2 separate regions of the Homo sapiens genome follow, and region 2 is linked to region 1. A link is a loop called in an ENCODE intact Hi-C map of the cell type or tissue named here. Cell type or tissue: dorsolateral prefrontal cortex. All regions are shown on one strand. Each heading gives the region's core, and the rest is flanking DNA. Links, peaks and the distances in the headings are about the cores only.

Region 1 (8,340 bases), core at 332-8,331:
AAATGAATAATGCTCAAAGTGTCCATTTAATGTTGTTGACCTTGTCCTTTTTTATGTAGGAAGTTGGTACTTAGAGAAGGGATAAAAACAGAAACTAAGAGTCAGAAACATTTATGAAGACAACAAATTTCTAGAGCAGTTGCTCCCAACCGTTTTTTGGGTCACAGAGCTCTTTGAGGACTTGATCAAAGTTATAGACCCTCTCCAAGAGGAAGATGCCCAATATACAGACACACAAAATAATGTGTATAGTTTTGGGAGGATTTGCACGCCCCCTTGAAGCCCACCTAAGGTCACCATTTTAGAATATCTGTTATAATGACAGTCACCAGTCTGCCAGGTATCCTGTAAAGCACCAAAGGCACAACGATGAGTAAGACATGGTTTCTGTTTTCAAGGGACTTATACTCAAGTGAGGCAGACCAAACGTTTACCCAGACAATGACACCTCAGCTAGTCAATTGCAGAAACTGACTAATACTCTGTACCATCTCTCCTTTTGCTTCCTACTGCCCTTACCCTGGTTTTGTCTCTCATTTTCTGGCTGGTAGCAATAGCTTTCAAGCTGCTGGCCTGCTGCTTATTTCTTCATCCCTCACATGGATAAGCAGTGGTTCTCCTAAAGTTCATTTGCTGAGGAAAGATCGGACTGGACCACTCCTCTCTTTGTAAACCTGCGCAGGTGGTTTTCCATCCCCTACAGCATAGAGAACCAATTCTTATCACAGCACTAAAGGTCTTCTGGTTGGGTGTCATTAGACATTTTCAGCTTCTTGTCCCATTCAGCCCTGTGTGAATCCTACTCTATCAATACCAGACCCATCATTATTCCCTAAATAGAGCTTGCATTTTCAAGCTCCCCTGACTGGCTTATTCTGCACCCTGACCCCAGAATGCCATTTCCCTTAATATTCATCTATTAAATCTTTCTTATCCTCAAGGTCCCAGATGGAATACCTCCTCTGTGAAACTGTTCCCAACTTACCATGTCACCATGTCAGAAGTATGTGAGCTTTTTTGAGCCTGTATTTTGCATGTAGTCAGTTCTGCCTTGTAAGAGTGTATTGCCCATGTCTGTCTGATTCCTCTGAGGCAGAGGTGGCACCAAACTTATCTCTGGGGTTTAGAGTCTCTGCCAGAAGGGTGGCCCACTTGAGACTGAATTTGTGCATTTTTGTCTCTTCAGTGAGAAGATGTAGAAAGCTACCTCTGAATCCGAGACTGGCATTCCTTAGAAAGATAGAAGTCGAATCCGTTGGTGGGTCTTCCTTCGAAAGGCACTAAAGATAGATTTTGTTAAAAGAGTAGGTGTAGTATGATTGACACAAAAGGGGGATCCACAATCCCTCATGTGAGAGTTGAAAATAAAAGCTTTTCAGCTCTTGAAGACAGGCTTCAGGAGGGAAGAGGATGGTGACTCTGGGTCTGTGACGTGGAAGATCCCAGAACTGATCCCAGAACAGTTCATTCCTGAGCTGGGCTTCAAATAGAAAGTCACACTGTGTAAAGGCTGTGGCTGGGTTGTCAATTAGGAGCAGAAGATCCGCCTCCTGCTCTGATCTCCAGGCTGGCAGCTTTGCCAGCATGGACGATACTTTGCCCTCTTGAGGCTCTGGGTTCATCCCATGCTAGAGGGCTGTGCTTTCATCGTGTGGCCTTCACTCCACATTCACGCAGTGCTGGGCAATGGAAAAAGCTACAGCGAGGGTTCTGAGGGTTTGCTGGGCCCTTTAGGTTAGCTTCAGGTGAAGAGAACATATCCTAATGTGATAGATGTTCTTGGAGCAGAGGATAGGATGCACCTTCTGTAGTTTGAAGGCAACTCCCCTGTGGGAACTTCTGCTTAGCCATCAGTGCCTATCTCTGAAGTCAGAGCAGTGAGATAGAGTCAAGGTGGTCTGGACTTTACCCTAAATGCTAGGGCCTGCTGACCACATCACCAGGAGAATATTGTTACAGAATTAATGCTATTGTCAGAATGCAACCCAAGGCATCCTAATTGGATCCCAAACAAACAGATTTGCAGAGGAACCTTCTGCACATCTGTAATCTCCAGCATTCAAGCCCTTGTTCACAGCATGGGCACAATAAATGTTCACAGAATTAAAATCCAAGTGCTTCATAGCCAGCTCCGAATATTGATTCTGCTATGCGAACTTTTCTTCCTATTTGCCACCATACCAAACACCACTGTTTTGGTCCCTCTCCAAGGTCTCTCTCTAAGCTCTTAATTAGAAAAAGGAAGCTGTAATTATTAAAGTTATTAAAATATGGAATATTGCAAAGGAGTGGACTAGAAGTCTTCATGCTAATCCAAACAAATCGTGCTAATGTTACTTTGATTCTGGCAAACCCAAAACCGCAGAGGAAGATAAAAGCTAGGGCTTGTTTTCTAAGTGGAGGGTTTAGCCTATTCGCTAAGCCAGGATTCATCAAGCATTCACCGGGAGCTGCAAAGGAGAAGCAGGAGGAGATGAAAAGAAGAAAGACGTGAAAACTATAGAAAAGATGATGTAGGGAGGGGGAGAGCTGAGTCAAAAGAATCAACCAGGTAGCAGTAATTCATCAAGCTCCTTTCACAAGTTCCTCCCTCTTCCAGGAGCTATGATCTGGGGCTCAAAAAAGGGCCTTTTCTACCTCACAGTTTCAGTGACTGCATTAATGAAGATGACTGCTCAAGCCTTATGCTCAGTCCAGACACTTTCGCAGATCTAACTGCCTTAAGTGGACATGGCCACTTAGGGAGAAGGATATATGCTTCAACCAGCACAGATGGCAGAGCTCAAACAGAGTTACAGTTTGGACATATTTTGACTGGGAACCCACCTGGCATGGAAGGTACTTACATGCATCTGAAATTCAACAGATACTAGATAGAGCTCAAAATGCACACCTCCCTGTTTTTCCTGTGAGGACCCCATCTCAGCCAATGGAGCCACCACCCACTCCACACACCTCCAAGTCACATACCTGAGAGTCATCTTAGATGTTCCTCTTCATTCCTTTGCCAGTGTCTTTGGTTGCCAAGAACTGATGATGCAACCTCAGAGATGTCTTTTATATATATTTTTCCCTCTTCAGCACCACTGTTCTAGTTCATATCCTTAACAACTTTTCCTGTACTGCTTTTCCAATCTCTTCTTCTACCACCTTCCTAATCTACCATCTTCCAGCCTACCCCAACTTCTCAGAATTCCCAAGTCTCTGTGCCTTTGCACGTATGGTTCCTCTGCTTGGAGTCCTTAACCTCCATTGACCACCTGTCAAACTCTTGCCTATTCTCTGAGGCCCAGCCTAAGGATTGTCATCTCTGGCTGTCCAGCAGTAGTGTTGGTTCTCTCAGAGCTTTGGGTTTGTGCTGTCACAGCCCTGGCCCTATGTCACTGCCACTGTGGATTGGACAGGCCTCTCTCTCTAGAGGCTCAGGGACTGTGCATTGCATGATTACCTATCCCTGGGGCTTTGCAGAATACTAACTTGCACATGGTAGCACTCAGTATCCCTCTATTGATAGAACACCAGTTCTGGAGAGTGATTAATCCCATAGATTCTTGCCTCTGTGAAGGACAAAGACACTAGTTTGAAAGGAAGAAGCTCCGGAGATACCACAAAGAACTATGTGAAATCCTGTGACTTGATGAATTATAAGGTGATGTTTGAGGCAAGAAGCAGGGGTCTGAAGGGAAAAGGAGGATAATGAAGAAGTGGCACTTGAGTCTGCCGGCTGGGACTTTATTGTATTTCATAAAGTAGTGCTAAAAATTCATTACCATAGTTAGGATTTGAAAGACTTGATGTAAAGATTTCAATTTAGAATAACTACCACTTGTGAACACCCAATATGTCTAGACAGTGTATCTTGCCTACTTTATGTTTAAAGCTGACAACTCTACATATTAGGTATATTTATGCCAGTGTTATAGATGAAGAAATTGAGACTCAGAGAAGTTAAGTAACTCATCTATGGTCACACAGATAGAAAGGGAGTGGAATAATAATTTTTTAAAAGTTGAAACACAGATCTCATTCCCAAATATGATCTCTTCATACTAACCTCAATTTACCCTGAACAATGGACATGTACCACCTCTTCAGGATCTCTGCCATGAATCAATCACATCTTCAACTTCTTCTCTCACCAAAAATACAGTTTAACAATCTCTGATGAAATAGACTGAGGTATGTGCAATCTGCCCTCCTTCCCTTCAGTCACTCCTGGTTTGGTAACATGAAGAAAAGAAAATAGGCCCAAAAGGAGCAGACCAAATGAGAAAAAGAAGAGAAACAAAATGCCCAAGTAATCCACAAGTCAGTAATAATATCTTTTGTACTTTTAGAGTGCTTTACAAAAATCATGATTTTGTTTGTTCCTCATCATAAGCCTGGGCTATGTACTGTCACTCCCATTTTCTGGGTGAGGAAACTGAAGCTCAAGGAGGTGAGGGGACTCAACTACGTCTGAACAACTAGTCAAGGGAAGAGCCAGGACTGAAACTCAGGCATGCATTCTCCTAGCCCCACACCTGTTCCTTTACACCAGGAATGCCCGTGCCCCAGCTCCCAGCATGGTCCATGGCAACCACTTATGTTTGAATATATGATCTATTGCACTAATAACTTGACAAGTACTCTACAAAATGCATTGCATGAATTATCTCTTTTAATTCTCATAACAAGTCTATGAGGTAGGAACTATTATTTGTCCCATTTTCTTACAGAGAAAGAAACTGAGGCACAGAGAGATTAAATGACTTGGTTAAGTGGCAGCGCCAGGATTTAATCTGGCTCTGATGACTGCTGAGACTTTGCTCTTGAAAGTGGTAACATGCGCCTCTCTGTCTTCTAATCATGGAGTGTTGTTCAGTTATCTCCTCTGTCAGAGAAGGCCAATGCTATCTTCATTTAGGGCTGGGCTCAGTTGAATAAATTTTACATGGCAGGCCTCTTCAAAAGTCTTTTATTACAGATTTTGAAAAGAAGTAAAAACAGTCCCCTTGGAAGATGGCAGAGAAAGATAGTTGGTTGCTGGCTGACTTTCATCAGTATTAATTAATATCACCTTTTGAAAGCCCCAGGACTAAGGGGTGAATTTCCTTGTATTTCATTTGAATTATTTACTGAATTGAATTCTGAAATGAAACTCTATGCAAGCAATGACCCATGCAGACACTGCAGGTGCTACTTTCATCCTGTTAATGGGTTTTACTAGCTAAAGACAATCCTTTTAGGGTTTTTGTCTCGGTTTCAGGAAAAGGAATTTGGAGAGATAGTGATGAGAATACTGCAGAGTCCCCAGGTCATGGTTTTGTCCCCTCCCTCACTTCATGTTTTTAGCTTTTGAAGGCCCACAGCTTCATCCTCCTTATCTGCTTAGCTCTTTAATGGCTAGTTTTCTCATCTGTCAAATTGGGCTGTGTGGGTGATAATAATCATAGCTGCCCTAACTCTGATTTCTGTTGAGTTTCTTGCTCCTTATGATAAGACTGGGCCTAGCCCACATTGCATCTCAGTAGATAGCCAATAGACTCCCCAAGATTTTAGTGCATTCCCTGGGTGGGGTGGTGGTTCTTAACCTCATAGTCACCTTGTACTCTAAGCTCCTGCATTTGCAGAATTGGTTCAGTCTTACCTGTCCCTGGCTGCTTCTGAGAGACAAGTCATTTTACTCTATTTGCCTGGTAGCAGCCCTGGTAGCCTTCTTTTTAGAAGGCATGTGGCCGCTGGAGTAGTTAACACTGATCTACCAAATAGGGTATAACCTCATGTTCTCCTTTACCTATCTAGTTCTTGAGTGTGCTGTTCCTTCCTTCAAAGTAACAAATAGTGTCACATATTGAGGACTTATGGTGTGGTAAGCACTGGATCAATTGCCTCCATATATTACCACATTTCATCCTCAAAATAGTTCTGTGAGATGAGTTTTTATTCCCATTTCACAGATGGAGAAATGGCAACTCAGGTCATAACAAGGAAGTGAATTTGAAAAACTGTCTGATCCCAAAGTCTTAACCCTTGCCTCCCTGATACTGCTCTGATGGCTGAAAGTTTGCTGTGCTCTGGCCTAGCTTCTGGGCCAGGGGAGGAGTTGAAGTAGATGCTCTTGTTTGGTACCATCTCTTCTTGTGCTGGGTCTTCTGGTAGGGCACTGGGCTTTGTCAGTAGAGTCTGAGGACTATGTTCTTTACAGGGAAGACAGAGGCCTTTATCCCTTTCTTCCAAGTCTTCCATCTCTTTTTGAGTTCTCTCCACAAGACTGTGCTCCTCCAGGTGCCCACAGGTCTCCCGAGACTGCCTTCCTTGGGCATGACTGTTGCCATAACACAGTGACTGGTGAGAAGGAAGGAAACTCTCCCATCATCTCCAAGCCACGATTTGTATTGTGTATTGGTGTATTTTAGTGTATTTAATATGGAGCAACCCATTCTCTACCTCATGGTCCTGACAATATATGTCTCATATATCTGACAAGGTGTATCTCAGCTCAAATGTTGGTCTTTCTCGGAAAGTTTTCTTCCACTGTCCCAAATAAGCAGGAGTCCTTCTGCTGCTCCAGTAGCTCTGTCACATCTCTCTGATTCACTGGAATCATATTTATCTCAAATTGAAGTTACTGGAATGACTCCATTTCTATGAAGTGCCCAGAAAAGGCAAATTTATAGAGACTGAAAGTAGATTAGTGGTGGCCTGGGCTTGGGGGTGGGAACAGGGATTAACTGTAAATGGACCTGAGGGATTTTACCAGGGGGATGAAAATGTTCTAAAACTTATCTATAGTGATTGTTGTACCACTCAGTAAATTTACTAGAAGTCATTGAATTGTACACTGAAAATGAGTGAATTTTATGATATGTGAAACTTACCTTACTAAAGCTGTTAAAAAAAGAAATTACCCTGTTCATTTTCCTCTTTATTACTGTCTTACATTCTGGTTAGAATGTAAGCCTATGATGGCAGGGATCTTGTCTGTTTTATTCACCAATATGTCCCCAGCACCTAGAACAGCACCTGGCACATAAAAAGAGCTCAGCAAGTATTCAGAGAATGCATGAATAAATAAGCTAGCAATCTCTTGCCATTTTGTAAACACTCAGGATAAGCCTGTGAAAAGAGACATACTCAATACAGAATCAATAACAAACTTCAAATCTAAAAATCACACATTAAGGATAAAAGAAATCACGAACCCTCCATTCTCAATGGGTGCCAGATTGTTTGCTGTTGACTCAGCATTTTCTCTACCTCCTTCTACATCATCTTCATCATTACATCATCATTATAGAGAAATCTGCAATTACATTACCCAGAATTCCTTTACTGGATGGTTCCCTGTTAGATTCTGTAAACTCTTGTGAAAGTTGAAGCAGAAGCCATTATTCTCTGACAGCAATTGTGGGCAGATGGGAAGCGGGAGAAAGGAGAGGCTTGCAGAGCTGTCGGGTTAGTTCCTATGAATCATCTGCTTCAATGCTACAGGTAGCTGAGATTGTAGCTTTCCTGCAATATCTGAAGTTTGCAGCACCTCTGGCCCTAATCTTTGCTACCCAAGTCTTTCCAATGGTTATGGTTGTATAAGTGTGTAATTCCTTATATTAAAATCTTTCCTGTTTGGAAAACCTGGAGGGGGTCTGGTCTCTTTTTCTGATTAAACTCTAACTAATTCAATGGGTATAGAGTATAATTTTTAAGAACTCAGGGTTGAATGATGGTGAGGAGAAGGAAGGGAAGAGCTTCTTTGTGTCCTTTTCTAGGCTTCAGTTGGCCTTAGGAGGAACATTCTTAATCTCTGGACACCATGGATCTTGAGGAAATGAGACTCTTTTCCTATTCCCATCAGACTTCTGTCATCTCTTTCTCTTACTCCCTGTGCCATGGTCATTGTGAGTGGTTTCTTTCCTTTATTTTGTCTTCACCATCTTCCAGAAGCCCCCAGTGTACCTTTTCCCAGAGCACTGATTTATGGAACTTGGGCACCTTTCCTGCTTTTTCATTCTTGATAAAATCACCCAGTTGCCTGGTTACATCAAGGGAGTAGAGCTGACACTGGGCAAAATTCTCCAAAACAAGACACATCTAGCTTACTCACCAACCTTCCCAAACCTTCTGCCAGACAGTTATGGAGCCAAGAACTTGGATTTGCTGCCTAGAAAAAGACACTGTATAACCTGCTACTTTCCTTCAAATCATACCAAAGAAACGAATTTAGGCTAAGATCATCTTTAAATAATTATTCTGTCAGACTACACTGTCTTGGTTCAATTGGAGCCTGAACGACTGTGTTTCTGAACCTTCTGTAGAAACAGGCTGGGCAAAATCTGTAGGCTCTTTGCTACCTGTTTTGGC
Region 2 (8,340 bases), core at 202-8,201, 130 kb after region 1:
AATCAGTAACTGTTCCTCCAACAACTTTCAATCTTCTAAAAATTTGTTGAAATCTGTTATATGCCGATGTCTCCTTTCTCATTCTCTATGTGTGTGTGTATGTTTTAAATTATTCTTTTTATCATATTAGTGGGAACACAGAATGAAGAAGCAATAAGCACATGCTAGCAAACTGCCATCTGTAATCAGAATTCTAGGTTACATAATTTTTATTGATATTGCTATAATGAACACTTTTTTGTGCCTGTAGCATTTTTCTCCTTTTGCATTTATGGATTAGTGTAGGATCAAAAGCACAAGTAAGAAATTAGATTTAAATAGTTAGAAGGAGACTTTATCCCACATTTCTGAAGCTGGGAAGAGTTGTAAGGAGAATTCGAGGCTAATGGGAATGGAGATGAAGAGCTTTGTGTCATATGTTTTTATTTCTTAAATGAGATTATTTGTAGAGTGATGGGATTATAAATGCTTTTGACTCTTTAAGCAAATGGGGGATGGGGAGGGCATCTAGAGCACTTTTCTTTGAGAAGTAAGGTGTTATACAAGAGCAACTTCTCCATCCTCAGCTTTTTGCCTGAGGCAGACCCTGTTGTCAGCCTAAATGACTTAACTTCTCAAAGAAATAAAATTTTCCCTGGGAAATAAAAGGCATTAGTTCTGAGGGCCAGATATCTTCCAGGGATTGTGTCTGGGTGTGCTCAAGTCCTCTGCTTCTTCCATATTCCAGCCCCATTGAGCCATGGGTATGTGGAGATCCCAGATAATAAAGAAAAAGCTTGCAATGCTTTTCTAGCAGGTAGAAGTTGCTCCATGAGTGCTCCGTCCTATAGTTTGAATGTGTTTCCCAAAAGTTCATGTGTTGGTAACTTAATCCCTATGCCCTTGAGAATAGATTAATAGATTAATGAGGGCTTTTCTCTCATGAGTGGATTAATGTCACTATCACAACAGTGGGTTTGTTGTTTTGGTGGTGGATGTCTTATAAAAGTGAGTTCTCTCTTGCTCTCTTGCTGTTACCCTTTTGCCATGTGATGCCCTCCACCATGTTATGATGCAGCAAGAAGGCCCTCACCAGATGCTAGTGCCATGCTCTTGGACTTCTCAGTCTCCAGAACCGTAAGCCAAATAAGTTCATTTTCTTCATAAATTATCCGGTCTGTGGTATTCTGTTATAGCAACAGAAAATGAACTAAAACACTCTGTATCAGGAATGGAACCAGCTACCTGATAAAGCTTCCCCCAGAAGAAACGTCCTTCTCTTTAGTTGGTTAACTTTGGATTCTGGGTGTCAACTCACTGAACTGTGATTTGTCCCAGGAGGCTCATTGCCCATTCTCAGCAGTACCTGGTCCCTCAGTGCCTAGGGCCAAACCAGGTGCAGGTGGGCTTATAGACCAGAGTACAAACTGAATGAATTGTCTTATTCCCTCCTAGTCTCTCATTTGAACCATGAACTCTTCCAAGCTTTTATTTCTTACATTTCTCCAACAAGGACTCATGTAACAAAGTGAGCATAGAAGAGGCACTAATAAAAATCCCTGTTATCTAAAAAATTAGTCTAAAGAGGAGTGTGGCAAATGACAACTCCACCCATTTGCACAGCATTTGACAGTTTTCACAGCCCTGTTTTTCTGCATTGTCTCATTTGTCCTCACCACAACCCTGGGGGGTTCTCAAGATAGTGGACAGCATCTTTCTTTTACAGATGGTGTGATTGAGGCCCGGTAAATTACATGACTTATGCAAGGTCATGCAGCTAATATGTGTCAACAGAAGGTCTTTGTTCCAGGTCTTCTGACTTCAAGACCAAACTTATTCCCAAAGTATCATATGGTTTTGGAAAAATAATAACAATAATGAGACTTTTAAATCACCCACATAAGAAATACCCATGAAATAATAGCATATTTTACCCAGACATCTGAGTCTGCTTTCAAGAGATTTTTATACTTTGGGGTCTATCTATTATTTGATTGACTGAGTAATATTCAAGTTGTTTTAACTCCAAATCATTCATTCATTCATTTATTCACTTGCTTAGAAAAACATCCACTGGTTGCTTAATTTGTGTCCAGTACTAGTTGGTAGCTAGAAAAAAAAAATATTGACTATAGTCTATGACATCGAACAGTTTAGCATAAAAGTGTAGGATATAACAGGCAGCATATGAATTTCCTATTGTTGCTGTAAGAAATTGCCATAAATATAGTAGCTTAGAACAACTCAAATTTATTATCTTGTAGCTCTAGAGGTCAGAAGTTTGAAGAGTCTCATTAGGCTAAAATCAACATGTTCGCAGGGCTGTCTTCTTTCTGGAGGCTGTAGGGAAGAATCTGTTTTCTTCCCCCTCCCAGCTTCTAGAGACCTCCAAGAAGGTGATCTCTTTCATCTTCAAACCCAGCAATACCTGGTTGAGTCCTTATGACAATGCTATATTTTTAGTTATGGCTCTTCTGCCCCCGCTCTTCTTCATTTAAGGGCTCTTTTGATTATATTGGGCTTTCCTGGATAACCCAGGATAATCTCCCTATCATAAGGTTAGCTGGCTAGCAACCTTAATTCCCTCTGCTACTGTAATTCCCCCTCACCATGTAACATAATATGTTTTCAGGTTCTAGGGATTATAATGTAGACATCTTCAAGGGCTCATTATTCTGTCTACCACAGATAGTAAGTGATCTCATCTGGAAATAACAATAAGATTATAATTCGAGGTATCATGTACGTGGTGCCAAATGAGTATTATAGACCACAAATGCAGAAAGCAAGAAGGAACGTCCTCTTCTGAGTGATCAAGAAACTCTTCATATTAGACAAGTGCTATGGTTTAAATATTTGTTCCTTCTGAGACTTACATTGAAACTTAATCCCCATTGTAACAGTATTATCAGGTGGGGCCTCTAAGAGGTGACTGGATCATGAGGCCTCTGCTCTCATGACTGGATCAATTCATGCATGGATTAATGGGCTAATGGATTGATGGGCTATCATAGGAGTAGGTTAGTTATCACGATAGTGGGTCTGTTACAAAAGCCGGTTTGACTCTCAGCGCACCCCTCTTGTCCTGTGATGCCTTTCGCCATGTTATGATGCAGCACGAGTTCCTCACCAGAACTCACCAGACCAGAGGCAGCTCCTCAACCTTGGACTTCTCAGCCTCCAGAACTGTAAGAAATAATATTTTCTTCTTTACAAATTACCCAGTCTTAGATATTCTGTTACAGCAACAGAAAATGGACTTAGACAGCAAGGAAACTGAATAAGCAAAGTTTCTTGAGTAGAATGAACATGGCCACAGGGAGTCACAAGAGATTTTTTTAAGCAGGGAGAATGTAATAAAGGCAGTTTTGAGTGGATGAATCTGGTGTTTGGTTATCTATGAACCTCATTAGAATATTACTGGCTCTGTCCCTCTCTGTTTCATAGAAGGAAAACCTGAAGTCTAGGGAGTTGGATGTCTCATGAGAAAGTCAGCTGACAAAGCCACTGGCCAGATGGTAAGGGGGTTTTTCGCAGTTCTGGAGAGAGAAGGAGGCTCTAACTTTTGCCACTGCTCATGACTGTTCTCAATAAAACAAAATCTGTTTGAATTATTCCCAGAATACCACTAAAATTAGTTCTTTCTGTCTTTACTTCTGGTCATCTTCTCTTATGGGGTATGCATTTTGCAGAACCTGCTGCTCTATGTCCCTATTCAGTTGTAATTGAGGGATGGGAGGAAGGAACATAGGTTGGGATAAGAGGTATTTTCTTGAAACATTCTGGGAGGTCTTTTTCTCCAGTATTGCCATTAAAGTCACATTGGGTTATCAACTCTGGGCCCTTACCTAAAGCTTCAGCTCCATTTTTTTGCTGCTCTTTCATAAAATGTGAGGCAGCACAGTGCAGAGGTAAAGCACAGGGGAGAGAAGCAGAAGAGCTGGCTCCTAGCTCTCTTTTGTGAGCTAGCTCTGGGACCACAGGCAAGTCACTTTTCCTAGTCTTATTTCTCCACCTGTTAAATGGGTTGGCTTGACATGACAGTGGTCTTCAGGTTCATTTGAGTTCTGAACCTCTGTAATTATGATTCTATGACTTAGCATCAATGGAGCTCCCACTTGTGGAGGTCAAAGGTGGATCTACTTCTACCACTCATGTGTCCACCTCCCCATTTCCCTGACTTACTTTATGCTTCATGTTCATTACCTGTTTGGTGTCTTTCTCATCTTGGTTTGGCAACCCTTTCATGAAGATGTCCCAGAATGTGTGTCATTGGGTGTCACTTATTCTCTGATCCTTCCATTCATTCATCCAACAATTAAGCACCTATTTGTGCAAGGTGAGGCAGCTCCATCTTTCTAAGCTTTCCTGTTAGGTAGGAAGGAAGTGCAATCCAGGCTTTTCAAATCATGGACGTCAGAGAATGTCTGAGTTGGAAGGACATTTAGAAACTATGACTCAATAGCCTTCCTTTCACAAACAAGGAAACAAAAGCCTAAAGAGATGAAGTGATTTGCCTAAAATCACATGGCTGAACTGGGAATGTCAGAACTGGGACTGGAGTCAATTTTCCAGTTTTCCAGCCCAGTTCTGCCTTCTCCCTCCATTATCTACCATATTCTATTAACTGCTTTGGAAACAAAACTGTAATGAGCCCTAAATTATTTTCTCCTTTAGCACAAAGAATTTTTAATTGGGGAAGGATGTGCCCAAATTTGTGATGAGAAACAATGAACACAGCCTCAGTGGAATTACTGGGCCATGGCCCATTGTTTCAGCAAAGGCATCCTATAAGGGAAGGAAAAAGAAGATGAGGAAGGAGAGAATGCAGACCTTCTTTGTTCTCAAACCTTTTGTCTCTCTATTAGGCTGTGTTTGTTTGCCAAACATGAGCCTGGCAAATTGCATGCCCCAAGTAATCCCGACCATCTACTCCGACTCCTCAATACTGAGCTTGGCAGCTGATAGCTCAGCCTGTTGCATTGCCAAGCTGGATGAATAGACCTCAGCCAAGTTCTGGCTGTGAAAAGAGGCCTTGGGTACAAGGGCCCCATGCTTTTTGTGATCCAGTGGGGACAGGTCACTGCCTGGCTTATTTGTCTTCAAACCAGGCCAACCCACTCCACACCACGTGGGACCAAAACGAGAGGCCAGCCTCATAGCAGCAATAGGGCAATTGCCTTTGACCTCTCTCTTCACTCCCGCTCTGGTGTTGTACTCTCTACCCCAATCTGGTTTCTACCAGCTCCCCAAATTTTTAGCTTCTAAAAGCTTGTCTCCTATTCCTAGCTCCATCAAGTTAATACTTTAACTTATCCACCAGATTTATTTGGCTTAACTCTTGGTTCTTCCCTGAGTGATGGATTATACTTATCTTTCAGCTCCTCCCACTCCTGGTCACTTTGGGTTAAAACCCAGGCCAATTTTCATGAGATCTGGTCCCCAGAAACTCCTTTTCTTTACCCCAGGGAGTGAATTACTTGAGTGGGCTTGTTCCTATTGGCTTGCCTTAGTTTTCTACATCTAAGCCATTGTGCCTGTCTCTAGGACTCACTGAGTGCTCTCCTCCAGAAACTGCCTGCATCTGCCACTCTTATGTTCACCTCCTCGTCTTCCTGTCTTTATGCTTCACTTTCAGAACCTGCTTTGGCTGTCTTCCTCATCTTGGTTCTCCCACCATAGCAACTTACCAGCTCTGGGCTCTGATTTGGCATCACTGGTACCATTAGATAAGAGACCTCCCCCTCATCTCCAGTAGATCCCTTACTTACTGGGTGAAATCTCAGCTCCTTCATTCCCATGCCTTGGTTCCACTACCAAGGAAGAAATATTTAGAAATGACCAGTGGTTTTCCTGCGGTACTTTTAGCTGAATGTTTTGAATCTCTTGTATACACTGGAATTTGAAATTAACCACAGACTCCTATGGTTAAGAACAGCTGAAAGATCAAGCCTAAACATTTCTCAAATTGTGGTTCTGTGACCATCTCCATCAGAGTCCCTTATTAAAAATATAGATTCCAGGCCATCACCTCAGATCAAATGAATTAGAAACTTGGTGGGGGCTGTAGGGGGAGATTATTAGATTGATTATTAGATACCAGAAAATTTGATAACTATTGATTTAATTTATCTCCCAGGTTTCAGTTGGTATCTTATTTAAGCTATCCATAGCAACCCCTCTGGTCTAGGTGGTTCTTGAAAAAGGGAGATTTCAGAAGCCACCAGACTATTAAAGAAACATTGATATTATGTGTATTCACTATATTAAAAAATCAGTAAGTTTATTAGAAATCTTTCTTACATAGACTTCTGAGTAGGCCCAGTGGGGGATACTAGTTGACTAAAACACTCAGACTAGCTATAATTCTAAAGTAAAGGCACATATTTTCATTTGCATCTCAGGGAAACAAAGACAGTATGGGGACAGCTCACAAAAAGTCTCCACCTTGTCAGAGTGGAGCCGTCAACTTTGGCAGGTAAGTCTGTTCTGATGGTTGTGATAAGTGAAAGTACATGTGGTGAAGAAAAAGTGGGTCATCATTTTGAGATCCAAAAATTGACATAAAATTGTACGTGAAGGTAAATCTCTGTGAGAGATAATTATCAAATTAACAGAAGCTTATGGAGAGGAAATAAAGTCAAAATACGTAAAGATGATAGGGAAGATAGCTGGAGTGCTGGAAGGATCTGTATAGAACCATAGATTTCTGACTGGAAGGGGCCTCAAAAATCACATTGATGGAGAGTTTCAAATTCTTTTAAGCTCTTGGACTCTTCTATCAAACAAAATCTTATGCAGAAAGCTAACATGTAAAACAAATACAGAGTTGCTGTGGTTGGGGAGAATGAGAGAGAGACAGAGAGAACATGTTAATTAGGATAGGCTAGGTTATGTGCAGTAACAAACAATCCAAACATTTTATCAGCTGTTATAACAACAAAGACTTTTCCAGTTCATGCTGTATGTCTATCATGGACGGACTCGGTCAACTCTACAGTTCCCTGCTTCGGGTCCCAAGCTGATGGAGCAGCTCCCATTTTGATCACTGATGGTTACCATGATGAAAGAAAAGTACAACTCTGACAAATGTTGCATTGGCAATTAAATGCTCCAGTTTAAAAAAAGTGACACAGAGTACTTCTACCCAGGTTGCCCTGGTCAACATCAGTCACATGGCCCTACATAACCACAAAGAGGCCAAGAAGCGCAATCCTACCATATGCCCAGAAGCTATTTCCTACTGAAAATATTTAGTGAACACCACTGTTGACTAGCATTGTGTGTGTGTGTGTGTGTGTGTGTGTGTGTGTGTGTGTGTGTGAGCTTTCACTCATGCCCAGTGTTATCCCTAGGTACCTGCAAGGAACTCTTAGGCTCCATGAAAACTGATTTGGAAACTACTAAATTAGCTCCCTTATTTCATAAATGAAGAAAACTGAGGTCAATTTACTTACTTAAGGTAAGATAATATCAAAACCTAGGCCAGAATGTAGGTTTTCTTTGCTCTCAGTCCAAGGCTCCTCCCATTTTTGCTCTGAATGTGGTGTGTGTGTGTGTGTGTGTGTGTGTGTGAGAGAGAGGGAGAGAGAGAGAGAGAGAGAGACAGAGAGAGAGAGAGAGAGAGAGAGAGTGGTGACTCAAGAGTTAAATGTAGATGAAGAATAGACTGGTTCTGAAGGGAAATGTGAACCTGAGGAAATTTTCCGTGAAGGCTCCCCATGCATTCCAAGTGACAAATAGATGCAGTAAAGACATTATATTTGTTCTGATTACCCAAAGGATGCTGGGCAACATAAAGAGTTTCTGAAGAGAACAGCAACTGATGATGAAGCGTGGTGCTCCTAATGGAGTGAAGAAACCAAGCAGCAATCACCAACTTTGCAGGGACCTGGGGGAAATGTTCATGTTGAGATCACAAGTAAGGAGGGCATCAACTGTTTTCATTCAAGGCAAGGGCATTGTACAGGGAGCATTTATCCCACAGGATTAAGCAGTTCCATTGGTTTCAACAAACATTAGCAATCACCCACTCTGCTCCAAGCACAGTGTTAGGTGCCAGGAAGCCGAAGACAAATAGCACATGGTGAAAAGAAGAAATGGTCAGACCTGGACGTAGTGCTAGGGAGGACTAAAAAGCCACAGGACTTTGAGACTATTAGTATGTGTGTGTTGAGGGGTGGGTCATGATGAAAGAAAATAATTTCTAGACTGACTCCTAAGTTTCTCTTCTTCTAGAGTTTATCAATGGGCATTCAGAGCAAGACAATTTATTGGGCAGGTCTATCCCATATATAGCACCATATGTAACGTTTCTGCACTCATGCTCCATTCTTTGTCATTCATTGTGAACACATACAC

The links. Peaks named below come from ENCODE experiments on the same cell type or tissue, not always from the same donor. Only the 100,000 strongest peaks of a DNase experiment are listed, where the experiment ranks them.
Region 2: a loop joins it to region 1, with 2.2 times the contacts of the local background. A loop is called at or near these places in 7 of 110 quality-filtered maps.

What each region holds. Positions count from the first base shown.
Region 1 is chr11:11,770,191-11,778,530 of GRCh38, reverse strand. No RefSeq gene overlaps it. Among named protein-coding and RNA genes, the nearest start is that of MIR8070, 8.9 kb to the left of the region's middle. In dorsolateral prefrontal cortex, for the core only: no CTCF peak of the experiment used is centred there; no DNase peak of the experiment used is centred there.
Region 2 is chr11:11,637,871-11,646,210 of GRCh38, reverse strand. It overlaps LOC105376553 (a long non-coding RNA gene), which reads left to right and starts at 1,058. Exons shown (of 4, transcript XR_931034.3): 1 at 1,058-1,116; 2 at 3,427-3,497; 3 at 6,384-6,457. In dorsolateral prefrontal cortex, for the core only: no CTCF peak of the experiment used is centred there; a DNase peak (open chromatin) is centred at 5,010; H3K27ac peaks cover 2,070 bases.